Regions from separate parts of the Homo sapiens genome. Here region 2 is linked to region 1. A link is a contact called in ENCODE Hi-C or POLR2A ChIA-PET data. All regions are on one chromosome and are shown on one strand. Each heading gives the region's core, a stretch centred on a gene start or an enhancer-like site at or near the end of the contact. The rest is flanking DNA. Distances are from core to core; before and after follow the strand shown.

Region 1 (6,030 bases), core at 2,468-4,967:
CATGGAGTGTCAACATTGACCAAGAGCATGAGAGCAACCCCGCTACGGAATGGCAGGACAAGCTACAAGGAGCCTGGGTTCCTAGACCCCCACGCAGAGCCAACTGCACCACTCCTCTGATCACCTACCAGCTCATACTGTTATATGAGAGAGAAATCCACTTTGATCTAGTTTGAGCCACTGTTATTTATTCTACTTTGAAGCAGCCAAACCCAAATCCTAACTAATATGAAGAGAGAGAAGAGAATTGAGGAACTGAGAAACAAGTCAGCAGGAAAATAAGGTAGGGCAATAAAGGGGGAAAGCACCAGGAAGGACAGCAAGGCTTAGGAGGGCATGAGTTATACTTTATTTGTTTGCTTGTTTTAAAGTATTCAGAAACACAAAGGAAGAGGAGGAAATCAAAGCTAGAGAAGAAAGGAAAAGCCACGCCGCACTCTTTTATCCTGCCTCCTGGGAGGTTGTGGGAGGCAGGAAAACAGAAGGGGAAGGAAAGGAATCCCCAGCTGTTGTCAGGGCCCATAGAAAGTTCACACTCAGCCTTCTGCTGGGAACCAAAGATGTTATTGACTCAAACGCAAATGGGGTCCTTGAGATTAACTACGTGTCCAAAGAGGCTCTGCATGTGCAGGAACCTCAGTCACCCTAGAACAGAGCAGCTCTCCTCACCGTAAGGGGAGGGTGCGACGGGTCAGGCACTACAGTTGTCCATGTTCCTGTTTTACTCACAAGTATGATAATCATGCAATGCAAATGTGTGCAAATTTCCAGTTCTTTTCTAAGAGGTCACATGCTTTGAAGCATTCATTTCTGGAGTCCGCTGAACAGGACATTCTCTGTTACTTACATAAAAACAAATACAGCTCCTCTGAATTAAGAAACTCTTTAAAAATCATATGCTAATTATTCTTCCATGCAATACCTTACCACAGCCAGCACGTCTGTGAGTAAACATCATTTACTGCCTTTCAGGACTTGGCAAAGTCCCAGTCCCCAAGGAGTCCCACACACAGCGTTGTTTAAGCTAGCTGTCAGACCTCAACAGCTAAGCCTCACTTTGCTGGTACAATGGTTGTTGATGTGGCAATTTATTGACAACACACAGATCAATTGGAGAAATGAATTAGTTGTGGTCAATGAATAATGGTAGATGAGAAAAAAAATGCCAACAGCAGACAAGTTGAATCAAGATACATGAAAAGCCAGTAACTTTGGAAGAATTTGAATTAGAGTGTGCAATCCAGGTTTCCCAACACTTAAGTTGTCACAAGTCATTTCTGCCTTCAATACCCAGTAGTCTGAGAACCCATTCTGCAGAACTTCAAGAAATCAAGTGCAGTCTTTTGAAAAGTTTATCCCTTCAATCTCTCTGGAGATACTTACACATTACACAAATCAGTCCTGGCTGTCACTTGCCACCTCAATGAGCCATCTTGTTCTCAGTGACTCTTCCCTTCCAGTGGGTCAATTCTTGCCAACCCACAACAGCTGTCCAGACTGTTATCTTTTTCCCTGAATTACTTCTTCCTAAGCATTAGCAATCTCAAAAATGACTGAGCCCAGGATATGATGTCTAACAATAGATAATTCAGGGGATACCATACCCAAGGGAATAACCATGTAGAATAAAAACCTTAAACAGAACATTTCCCACCAAAGGATCCACAAACCAGGCCATTCCATAGAAGGTGTGATCAGCTTATGCCTCAGTCTTCTCAGGCCACCCAACTGTTGTGGGTGATGGAAGGGAGATCTTACTTTACTCTGGTTGAACTTCAGGGAGCCCAGGACCCCTGAGCATCTCCGTTAGAACACAGCTTCCTCTTTGCCCTTGGTCACTGGTTGGCCTTCTGGTCATCGTCTCTCAGAGATGCCATTCTGACTTCAAGAAGGGTGACTTCCATATTATCAAGCACAGCTTCCTGACTTCCCATGGTCCAGAATCTGATTTTGGCTTTTTCTCACATGCACTGATTTACAGACTTGATTAGTCAACTTAAACCTCCAGCTAAACAGAAACTGCCAGCAGCATACAAAGAGCAGCTATCTTCCCTGGCCCCTGCTTTATTCTGATGGAGGTTTCAGAAGTATGGGGGTTCAATAAGGCCTGGATTAAAACCACTGGAGAGCACTGAGAATATTACAGTGTCCCTAGATCATGTGGGATTCAAAATTAAAACAGTTTTAAAGAATAAGTATAAAGTAATCCAACTAAATTATCGTTTTTATCATGATGATGATTTTGGTGTTTTCTCAAACAAATTTTTAATTCAAATACTTTCTCAAAATGCTGTCATTTTTTTTGACATCTTTGTTTGCTGGTGCCCCAAGCTCACACAGCTTGAGGGGAACCCCAGCTCTGGGTCCAGTGTCAGAGCCCCCAGTTATACATGAGTAGATTAGTCCAAGAGCCTTGCTAACATTATAGCTGCTTCTGCTTAGAAATCCACCGACCTTCCCATAGTTAAAGAACAATGTCTGCTCCCCAATGTCTTCCTACTAGAGTATTTCTGAGAACAATGGGATTTTTGCACTCAGCAAACAAGGTTGAGCTGCCCTCTAGATTATTTAGAACCAAAAGTAGCCTCTTCCTTTTTTTGTCCTCCATTTGCCCTTGAGCTTAAACCCCGAAGCTCACAGGAAACTTCATATGGCTCATTTATTCAACAAATGTTTGTTGAGCATCTATAGTGCATTGAATAGTGTTTACCTCAAACCTCAGAATATGACCTGATTGGATAGAGGGTCTTTACAAATGTAATTATTAAGTTAAGATGAAGTCATACTGGAGTAGGGTAGATTCTAAATCCAATGACTGATGTCATTATAAGAAAAGGAGATGACACACAGAGATACATACAGGGAATAAGCCACATGATGGTGGAGGCAGAGATTGGAGTGATACAGCTACAGGCCAAGGATTTAACCCCATGGATTGGCAGCAACCACCAGAGACTAGAAGGGAGGCCTGGAACAGATTGTGCCTCGGAGTCTCCAGAAGGAACCAACCCTGCCAGCACCTTGATTTTGGACTTCTGGCCTCCTGAACTGCAAGAGAGCAAATCTCTGTTGTTTCCGGCCACCTAGTTTTTAGTAATTTGTTATGGCAGCCACAGAAAACTAATACAGCTCCTAGTATTTTCTAGTCACCATACCAAGCATTAAGTATAGCAACAGCACGAAACGTAAGGTCTCTATTCTCATGTAGCTTCAATTTTCTAGAGGAGAAGACAAACAATAAGTAAGTAACCAAATAAATCAATATGATTACTTCAGATTGTGATCAATTCTATGAAAAAGAAAAACAGAGTTATGTGATAAAGAGTGATCAGGGTAGAATCCAGGGCAATATCAACTTTTAGGATGAGATATTTCTGGGACATTCACACGGAAAGTATTAGATAGCTGGCCTTTCCTCCCTTCTCTTCCTGACCTCAATGCCAGGAGCTCCTTGGCAGCTCTGCTTCTAACATAACACATTATTTTGATCCACAAAAGTTTTTCTTCCTTCACATGTCCTCCAGCTTGAACATGTATCAAAACCGACAAGAATTGTGTTTTTCCCCCATCCAGCTTGTACATAATGGATGTCAGTATATTTCCTCACCATACTCAGAGAGCAGACCCAATTTGACTTAATTACAGCCAGGGCTCTGTAAACAGCCGCTCGTTACTGCCGAGCCCTGCGGTTTATGAAGAGAACACCACAAATGACAGGAAGCTGCAGGGGGAAAAATAGTCCGAGCTGCCTTTGGCATGTTCATTTTTGAATACAGATACTTCCATTCATCGATGAGGACATTTATGAAACCTGGGCTGTCAAGAAGATATTCTAGAAAGGAGCAACAGAGGCCCGTCACGGCCGGAGCGCTGTGCTGAAGAGGCCATCTGTGAGCAGAAGGCTGACACCCAGAATGCAAGGTGCTCCATGGGGAACACAAGCCGCGATACCCATCGAGGCAACCTAAATGAGAATTTCAGGACCATGCTGACCCCTGCTACCTATCCTGATGTTCAGAAATCAGTGCAGACCCAAAAGCAAATTAATTTAGTCAGAATTTCACTTCTTCAGGGAAAAATTTCCACCCACCGGTGCACAGTTTCATACGATGAAGGAAGTCATGCCACCATCTGGCAGACTGAAAACCGCAGAATGATTCGGGCAAAGTGTTGGGAAGGAAAGCAGGTCCCTCCCTCCATTGTCCTCAGCAGACACGGGAGCCCTGAGCTGGACTCCAGACACACAAAATAAGGAGCACAACACAGGGGGTACCCAGAGAGTCACTGGAAAGAACTGTGTTTTAAAATATTGCCCCAGAAATGTGAAGGTAGGGCCCTTGTTAAAATGCAGATTTGAGTTCACTAGATCTGGGACAAGGCCTAGAATTCTGCGTCTCAAGCTCCCAGTGATACCAGCGCCACAGGTTCTCCAGAACCTAGAGAACTGGCCATGGTGTGAGGAGGGGCTGTGGGGAAGGAGTCCAGCTGGGAGGCTTTCACCTAGGAGTCCAGGTGACAAGGATGCTACATTCTGCAGCGGTGTGGAATAGGATCAGCTTTGTTACATGTGAGATGTTGGTTATCATCAACAAGAATCAATATTATGAATTTAATTGCATATAGCAAATCTAGGTGTTGAAATAAGCCTGTTTCAAAAATAAAGTATTTTTTTAAGATGATAAATCAGTATATCTCAAATAGACATGCATTTCATAATCATCTAGGGGGGAGTTAGCAATGAGAATGCCTGGGTCCCAGCCCAAAGCAATTAAATCAGTTCTCTTGGTCTAGTGTGTGTAAGGGGCTGGGCAGAAGGAAAGAGAAGGAGCATGCAGCCCTGAAGAAAGGAAAGAGAAAAATAAAAAATAAATAAAAGAAAAAGAGGAACTGGATGGAGAGAAGAATTAAATTCACAACTTCTTTCTTAAGTAAATTTTTTTGAGTATATTTGAGGTTTATAACATGATGTTGTGGGATACATACAGATAATAGTTACTATAGTGACACAAATTAACTTATCTGACATCTCACATTGTTACTTTTTCATGACAAGAGCAGCTAAAATTTACTTAACAAAAATTCCTAATACAGTACAGTTTTAGTAACTATAGTCTTCACCTTGCACGTTAGTGCAATGTGCACATGGATAAAGGACCTATGTGTTGTCAATTAATGATGATAAGCACCTTTTCATATACCTGTTGGCCATTTTTATGTCTTCTTTGGAGAAATGTTTATTCAGATCCTTTGCTCATTTAAAAAAGTTCTGCTATTGAGTTGTAAGGGTTCTTTATACATTTTAGATATTAATCCCTTATCAGATATGTGGCTTGCAAGTATATTATCCTAGTCCATAGGTTGCCTTTTCATTTTGTTGATTGTTTCCTTTGTTGTATAGAAGTTTTTTAGTTTCAGGTAGTTACATCCATTTGTTTTTGCTTTTGTAGCTTGAGAGTTTGGTATAATATCAAAAAAACTCATGGCTAAGGTCAATGTCATAGAGCATTTCCCCTATGTTCTCATCTAGGAGTTTTATAGTTTCAAGTATTACATATAGGTTCTTTACCCATTTTGAGTTGCTTTTTGTGCATGTTGTAAGATAAGGATCCAATTTCATTCTTTTACATGTAGGAAAATCCAGTTTTCCCAGCACCATTTATTGAAAAGAAAATTCTTTCCCCACTGTGTCCTTTTGGTGCCCTTGTCCAAAATGAGTTGACTGTGTATGTTTGGATTTATTTCTGAACTATTATATTCTCTTGATCTATGTTATGTTTATATGCCCATGCCATACTCTTCTGATTACTGTACTTTTATAATATAATTTTAAATCAGGAAGGAAGTGTGATGCCTCCAACTTTTTTATCCGTATTACTTTGGCTACTCAAGGTTTTTTGTGATTGCATGTACATTTTAAGATTTCTTTTCTATTTCTGTGAAGATTGCCATTGGAATTTTGATAAGGGTTGTGGTAAATTTGTATATTACTTTGGATAGTAGGGATATTTTAACAATATTAATTCTTTCAAT
Region 2 (5,937 bases), core at 2,640-5,139, 54 kb before region 1:
AATTATGTATCAGTGGCAGATTTCTCACAGTGGCTTCATTGGTTTGATGTCATTCATACATAAGTAGACAGGAGAAACCTAAATGGAAAAAAAAACCACTGATGCAGTTTGGGCCAGGGAATAACATTTAATAATGCAATACTAATGCACTGCAGTGATAAAAAACAGACATTCTTAAAATTTCCAGAGCTCTGCAGCAGACATTTGTTTGCAGTATAGATATTAGAGAACCACATTTCCTTAAATTCTAGTACCATACGGACCTATAAATACTAAAGAGAACATAAATCGTCATAGCTTTATTAAGATAGTTTATGAAGATTCTATACTTAAAATTTCAATTTTCAGCAATGAAAGAGAGTGATAAACTTTCTTTAGTCTATTAATACTGATAAAAGAATGTTATTCATTTGACCTAAATCAAATACTAATTGGAAGGAACTGGAGGATTTCTCAGAACCAGGAGAAGAAAGAGAAGACAATGTAGACTAGAACCAACACTTCTTTTAGCCCTTTCTAGCGAAACTTTTCACCAGGACTTTGTCAAGAATTGGTGTCAAATACCAGTTGGCTCTACCTTTAAATATATCCAGAATCTGAGCAATCCTTATTACCACCACTGCCTTCACTCAATGCAAGTTCTCAACTACATCACCGCAACAGCCTCTTAGTGATCTATTTCCAATCCTTAGTCTCTGCAGCCTAGTCTCAACCCAACAGAGTAATCATTTTAAAAGTTAAAGCAGTTAGTTTATTTCTCATCTGCTCAAACCCTTGCAATGGCTCCTAGTTTCACTTAAAAAAAAAAAAAAAAGAAGAAGAGAAGAGAAGAGGGGAGGGGAGGGGAGGGGAGGCTACAGGAAGCACAGTGGCTCATGCTGGTAATCCCAGAACTTTGGGAGGCCGAGGCAGGAGGATCACTTGACTCCAGGATTTTGCCTGGGCAATATGGTGAAACCCTGTCTCTACAAAATAAATAAATAAATAAATAAATAAGCCAGGCATGATGGTGCACACCTGTAGTCCCAGCTGCTTGGGAGGCTGAAGTGGGAGGATCACCTGAGCCTAGGAGGTCATGGCTGCAGTGAGCTGAGATCATGCCACTGCACTCCAGCCTAGGTGATAGAGCAAGATTGTCTCCAAAAAAAAAAAAAAGTTTTCATAATGGTGTACATGGTCTACATATACTGGGGCAAAACCACCACCATCAGTCATTCAATAATCCTACCATATGGTCCAGTAACCAGGTCCATATTTATGCATATAGCAAAATAGGACACTTCCAACATCTGGATTATATGACATTAAGGAGCCAGAAAGTCTTCCTCACGTTCAAACACTTGTGCCCCTCTTGCCGATGGATAATAGAAATTCAAGCAAGAGGCTCTTTATGTCTGACCTTATCACTTTAACCTTTGTTGAATAGCAAATATCCTTTAGAGAGGCAGAAAGGTTTATTGTGAGAAATTTTATATATTTAGGGTATATTAATTTCTCATACCCTTTTTGGCAGTAAACTTTGATAGAAAAATAATATACATGCTGCAGTAAGGACAGAGGAAAATGTGATAAAATCTTATTGAACAAAGAGGCAGAACACACACAGTACAAACTTCAGCTGCATCATAATTTTACAAAGGGCCAAAACTAAAAATAATTAAAATTAAAAATTTAATGCTTTTTAAAATATTCACTATTGAAAATATTAGTACATGCTTATTGTAACAATTAAGACAAAAATAAAAAATAATTCTTACTTTCATCTCCAACTATATTTCTGTCACCATCAAGATACATTATTTTAACAGTTTAATGTACATCCTTCCCCTGAGACACATTTAAATTAAAAGTATACTTTTAATTATATATTCATTCAATACTAAATGAATTAAAACTTAACACTGAATTCCTTTTTACCATTTACTCAGGCTAAGGCTGTTTTTTTTTTTTTTTTTTTAAATCCTAGCTTTCTATAAAGTATTTGAAGATGATTATTTTATTAAAAAGAAAGAAAAAAGGGATTCAAATGCAAATGATCTTTCATTACATCTCTCACTAAGTCTGACAAACTCTAGCTTATTAAGCAATTTTTTGCTTAAGTTTGAGATTTTTGTCAAAGGTCATGCATTCTTCCAGAAGAAGGAAATAAAATGCTATTTTCCCAGTGGAAAATTTGCATAAATATTTTCCTTGTTTTTTACATTGAAAATACACTTGGAGAAATTAATGATGATTTCTGTGGTGTTTTGGACATGTCTTGCGCTCAGTAAGAACTCATTACAAATATTTCCTATAAGCCCTCATGACACATTCCTGGTTTTACAGATAAGAAAACAGGATTGGAAAATTCAAACACTTACCTGAGGTACACAGTAAGTGGCAGAACCAGCACGGAGAGACAGTTTAGTCTGGGGAGGCAGTACAGTACTATGCGGTAGTCAATAGGATGGGACTTTGGGTCCAGTCAAAATAGGGTTTGGATCTCAGCACTGCTATTTAATGTTGGATATTAGCCACCTCTGCATCATTTTGAACAATATTAACTAACATGTTTAGAATCACAATTAAGGAGCAGAAATTACCCGCAAGGAATTTCCAAAACTCAAAAAGAGAATATGTTCAGACCAATGTTTTTCCGATATATAAGGAAATGTCCGCAAAATATCACATTCAGCTTTTAATTTTTGTTTTTGTGGTTTTTAGTCAGATCTTTATACTTTCAAAATTGTGTTTTGGATTAAAATATTTTCTTTTTTTTTTCTTTGTTAAAAACAAAAGGGAGGGAAATGCTTATTTTTTTTGAGAAAATGGAAAAATAACAAATTAACAAAGTTGCTACAGTCAACTCAGCAGAGTATAACTTTATATATCTATAGCCTAGTAAATGACAATTTTGGTTTCTTGGAATCACATTAGAATATGGGAAAAGAAATAGAAATCAAGAGCATGGTTAGAGCCAGAATAAAACAAAAGTCAGAAGGCAAAGTGCTAGACTGAGATGGGGTGGAAACTAAGCAGACAGATGTAGCAGAACCATATTTAGAAATGAGAGGAAAATATCATCTCTCACTTATCCCTTCAATGAGTTTATAATCTAGGACGAGATGACAAATACGTTCTCTCATGTGTAAACTCCATCTGATTGATGGTAGCTGTCTAAAGTGTTGTGCTGAAAGGGATGCTAAGGCTCTTTTTAGGCTCTGAAAGTATTACGAAGATTCTTATTGTCTAACCTGGTCTTAAAATAGGGAATAGAACACGTATGTGATGCATTTGCTATCTCTTGGCCAGGCAGACAGAGGAAGTGGGACTAACAATCACCAGCACTTGCTTTGCATCAGGTGCTTCAGACACAATTGCTTAAATCCTCATAAATACAAAGAGGTAAAAATTACCATCTACATTTTACAGATGAGGAAAATCCTTCTCTGAGAAAATAACTGGTTACTATTTGGAGAAAGAGAAAAACAAACAATGACTTTGCAATGGAGGGAAGGGAAGGCAGTGAGTGTGTAGACGACTATTCATACATATGAAAAGTGTGAGTCAGCTATTGCCATTCAGGAAGAGCCAATGTACACAGATGTCTTCCTATCCCAGTTTTCAACATTTCTTATATTTAAGTTTCACAAATATTTTGCAGTCTAAATTGTCTCATTCTTCAAGATTTGCCATTATACTAATTATAACTTCTTTATAAATGATAAATTACGTTTCCCTTTGAAAATTATTTTAGAGTTTGAAAAGGACTTTATTCAAACTCTCTGATTACTACTCTTAGACCACAAAGAGATTTTATGACAATAGAAAAGAAAACATGCTAGCCCGAGAGTACAGACCTCATTAACAGTCTCAGCTTTATCAGTAACTTACCTGTATCTTGGATTAGTCACTCTCCCCGTCTAGGCCTTAGTTTTTCCCATAGGGGATTGGACCATGCCCTCTAAGGTCTATGTGGACTCCCAAAGCCTGTGATTTCTGTTAAGTTCAAAATGCAATTCTTACTAGAAAAAGTCAGAGAGGCTATACTATGAATAATTAATAATGCTGGTTGAAAACGAATAATAATTTTTTGGTTCCTTTTTTCAAATCATGTAAGACATTTTAAGACACAGAACATCTATTAGCTGAAAGCCCCTTGCTGGGCCTGAAGAGCCAAGGAGAGTCATTCATTCACTCAGTGTGTGTGCACTGAGCACTGGTTATGAATAAGGTGCTGTGTAAATGTGAAGGAAATTTAAAGTAAAAATGGGAAGGAAATTTAGAGTAAATTTATGTACTCTAAACTAATGACTCTAAACTAATTTACTCTAAACTAATGACTAATAAATGTATTTAAGTAACTAAAACATAAATAAATAAATAAAAAGAAACATAAGAGTCATACAGATAAATTGGTATGAAAGGTAGGAGAAAGGGTATATTACCTCTTGTGGAACTATGGAAGGGGTCAAGAAGTCTCCATAGCTAGAGCCCTGTGAGGTGGGCTTCAAAAATAAGTAAGTCTTGGCCAAATAGGGAAGAGTGTGAAGAGGAAGGTGATACAGGCAGATGGTTCACCGTAAGCCAAGCAAGGAGGTGGGAGAATGCAGTACATAAATGGAGAAGAGAAAAAAAGTCCATTTTGGCTGGGTTGAGGGCAGCAATGGTAAATGACAGTGGAAACTAGTATAGTCATCAGTGCCAAGCACAGGAATTAAAGACTTTACTTTCTAAGTTCAGTCTTTTTGAGCAGGAGAGTAAAAACCTTAGCCATCTACCAGATTAATCTGGCAGTAGGATGTAAGATGAATGCAGCTGAGAAGATCCCAAGTATGGAGAGGTCAGTGAGGAATGACTTCAAAGTCTAACCAAGAACTAACAAGTAGCTGAAGCATCATTGCAGTGAGAATGGAGAAAAAGGGGCAGATCGAAAAACTAATAATAATCACAATAAGAGCTAACATCTATTGGTGTTTACTATGTACCCTGCACTGTTCTGAGCCTAAGTCATTAGCTTATTTAATCTTCACGACATTCCTATAAAGTAAGTTTTATCATTTCAGTTTTACAGTTGCAAAATCTGAGAAACTGATTAAAAATCACCTGAGGTCACCCATTTAGTGGCTCATCTCTGGGTCTAGAGTCTTATTGCTTAATCATTCTATAATACTGCTCTCCTGCAGAAATAAGATTGACATAACTTGGCCACTGGTTAATAATCCTCTCAGGGAGTCACTGGTTGTATATGTAATAAAAAATAATAAGTTGATAAATAAAATATGTAACAAGTAAAATAAATATGCCCAGCTTACCTACAGCATTTGCTCAACTCTTTAGAAATGCGTTACCAAATGAACAAGTCCACCAATCAAATAGCCATTCCTCTCAGCCCCACCTGCCATTGATTGTGCTGTTGCTCCCCAGGTGAAATATGTGAGAAATTCTTTTTTTAATTTAATAAGGGAAAAGAGTTTCTACCTCATCCCCATCGTGTGATGGCTAATTTTATCCTTTGTGTGGCTTTATGCCAGGTAAGCCGAGGACACGGACTCAGTAGCAAACCCCTCCCACGTTTCTCTCAACCAGTCCCTTGACTATGTCAGCAACAGAGACACAGTCCTCTCCAGTTTTCGACCACAAGACCCAACTTGAGTTGAACCAGTGATTAGGAACAATGTGTCCTCAGTGAAGAACACATTGAAAGTGCCTATTTTGAAGGAATGATGCTCTACATCTACAATTCTAATTTTCCTTAATTCTCAGAGGTAACCATGATAGTTGTGAGAATAGGCAATGCCCACCAAGTGACAACCTATCTGCAGTCCATATTTATGCTGCTACCACATCATTTTCTCTTTCATTTATTTCATTGCTTTTTGTTTACTTGGCTGTCAGTAACGATGCCTAGGAATACAATAACATAAGCAACAGGAAATTCTGGGGAAAGGAAAAATG

Evidence for each region. A loop is a pair of places that touch in the nucleus more often than their neighbours do. ChIA-PET counts read pairs that join two places held with the same protein, here RNA polymerase II (POLR2A). Pooled maps may share reads with other maps.
Region 2: a loop to region 1 is called in a map of heart left ventricle, with 1.9 times the contacts of the local background. The contact joins two enhancer-like sites. A Hi-C loop is called at or near these places in 1 of 168 maps with a recorded cell type or tissue (heart left ventricle) and 1 of 50 pooled maps. POLR2A ChIA-PET finds 5 or more read pairs at or near these places in 1 of 52 experiments (activated CD4-positive, alpha-beta T cell).

What each region holds. Positions count from the first base shown.
Region 1 is chr5:67,348,523-67,354,552 of GRCh38, reverse strand. No RefSeq gene overlaps it. Among named protein-coding and RNA genes, the nearest start is that of TILRLS, 84 kb to the right of the region's middle. Within about 2 kb of position 3,717, at least 3 of the 41 ENCODE cell types and tissues checked have a DNase peak (open chromatin) inside an H3K27ac peak, as active enhancers do.
Region 2 is chr5:67,402,388-67,408,324 of GRCh38, reverse strand. No RefSeq gene overlaps it. Among named protein-coding and RNA genes, the nearest start is that of TILRLS, 140 kb to the right of the region's middle. Within about 2 kb of position 3,889, at least 3 of the 41 ENCODE cell types and tissues checked have a DNase peak (open chromatin) inside an H3K27ac peak, as active enhancers do.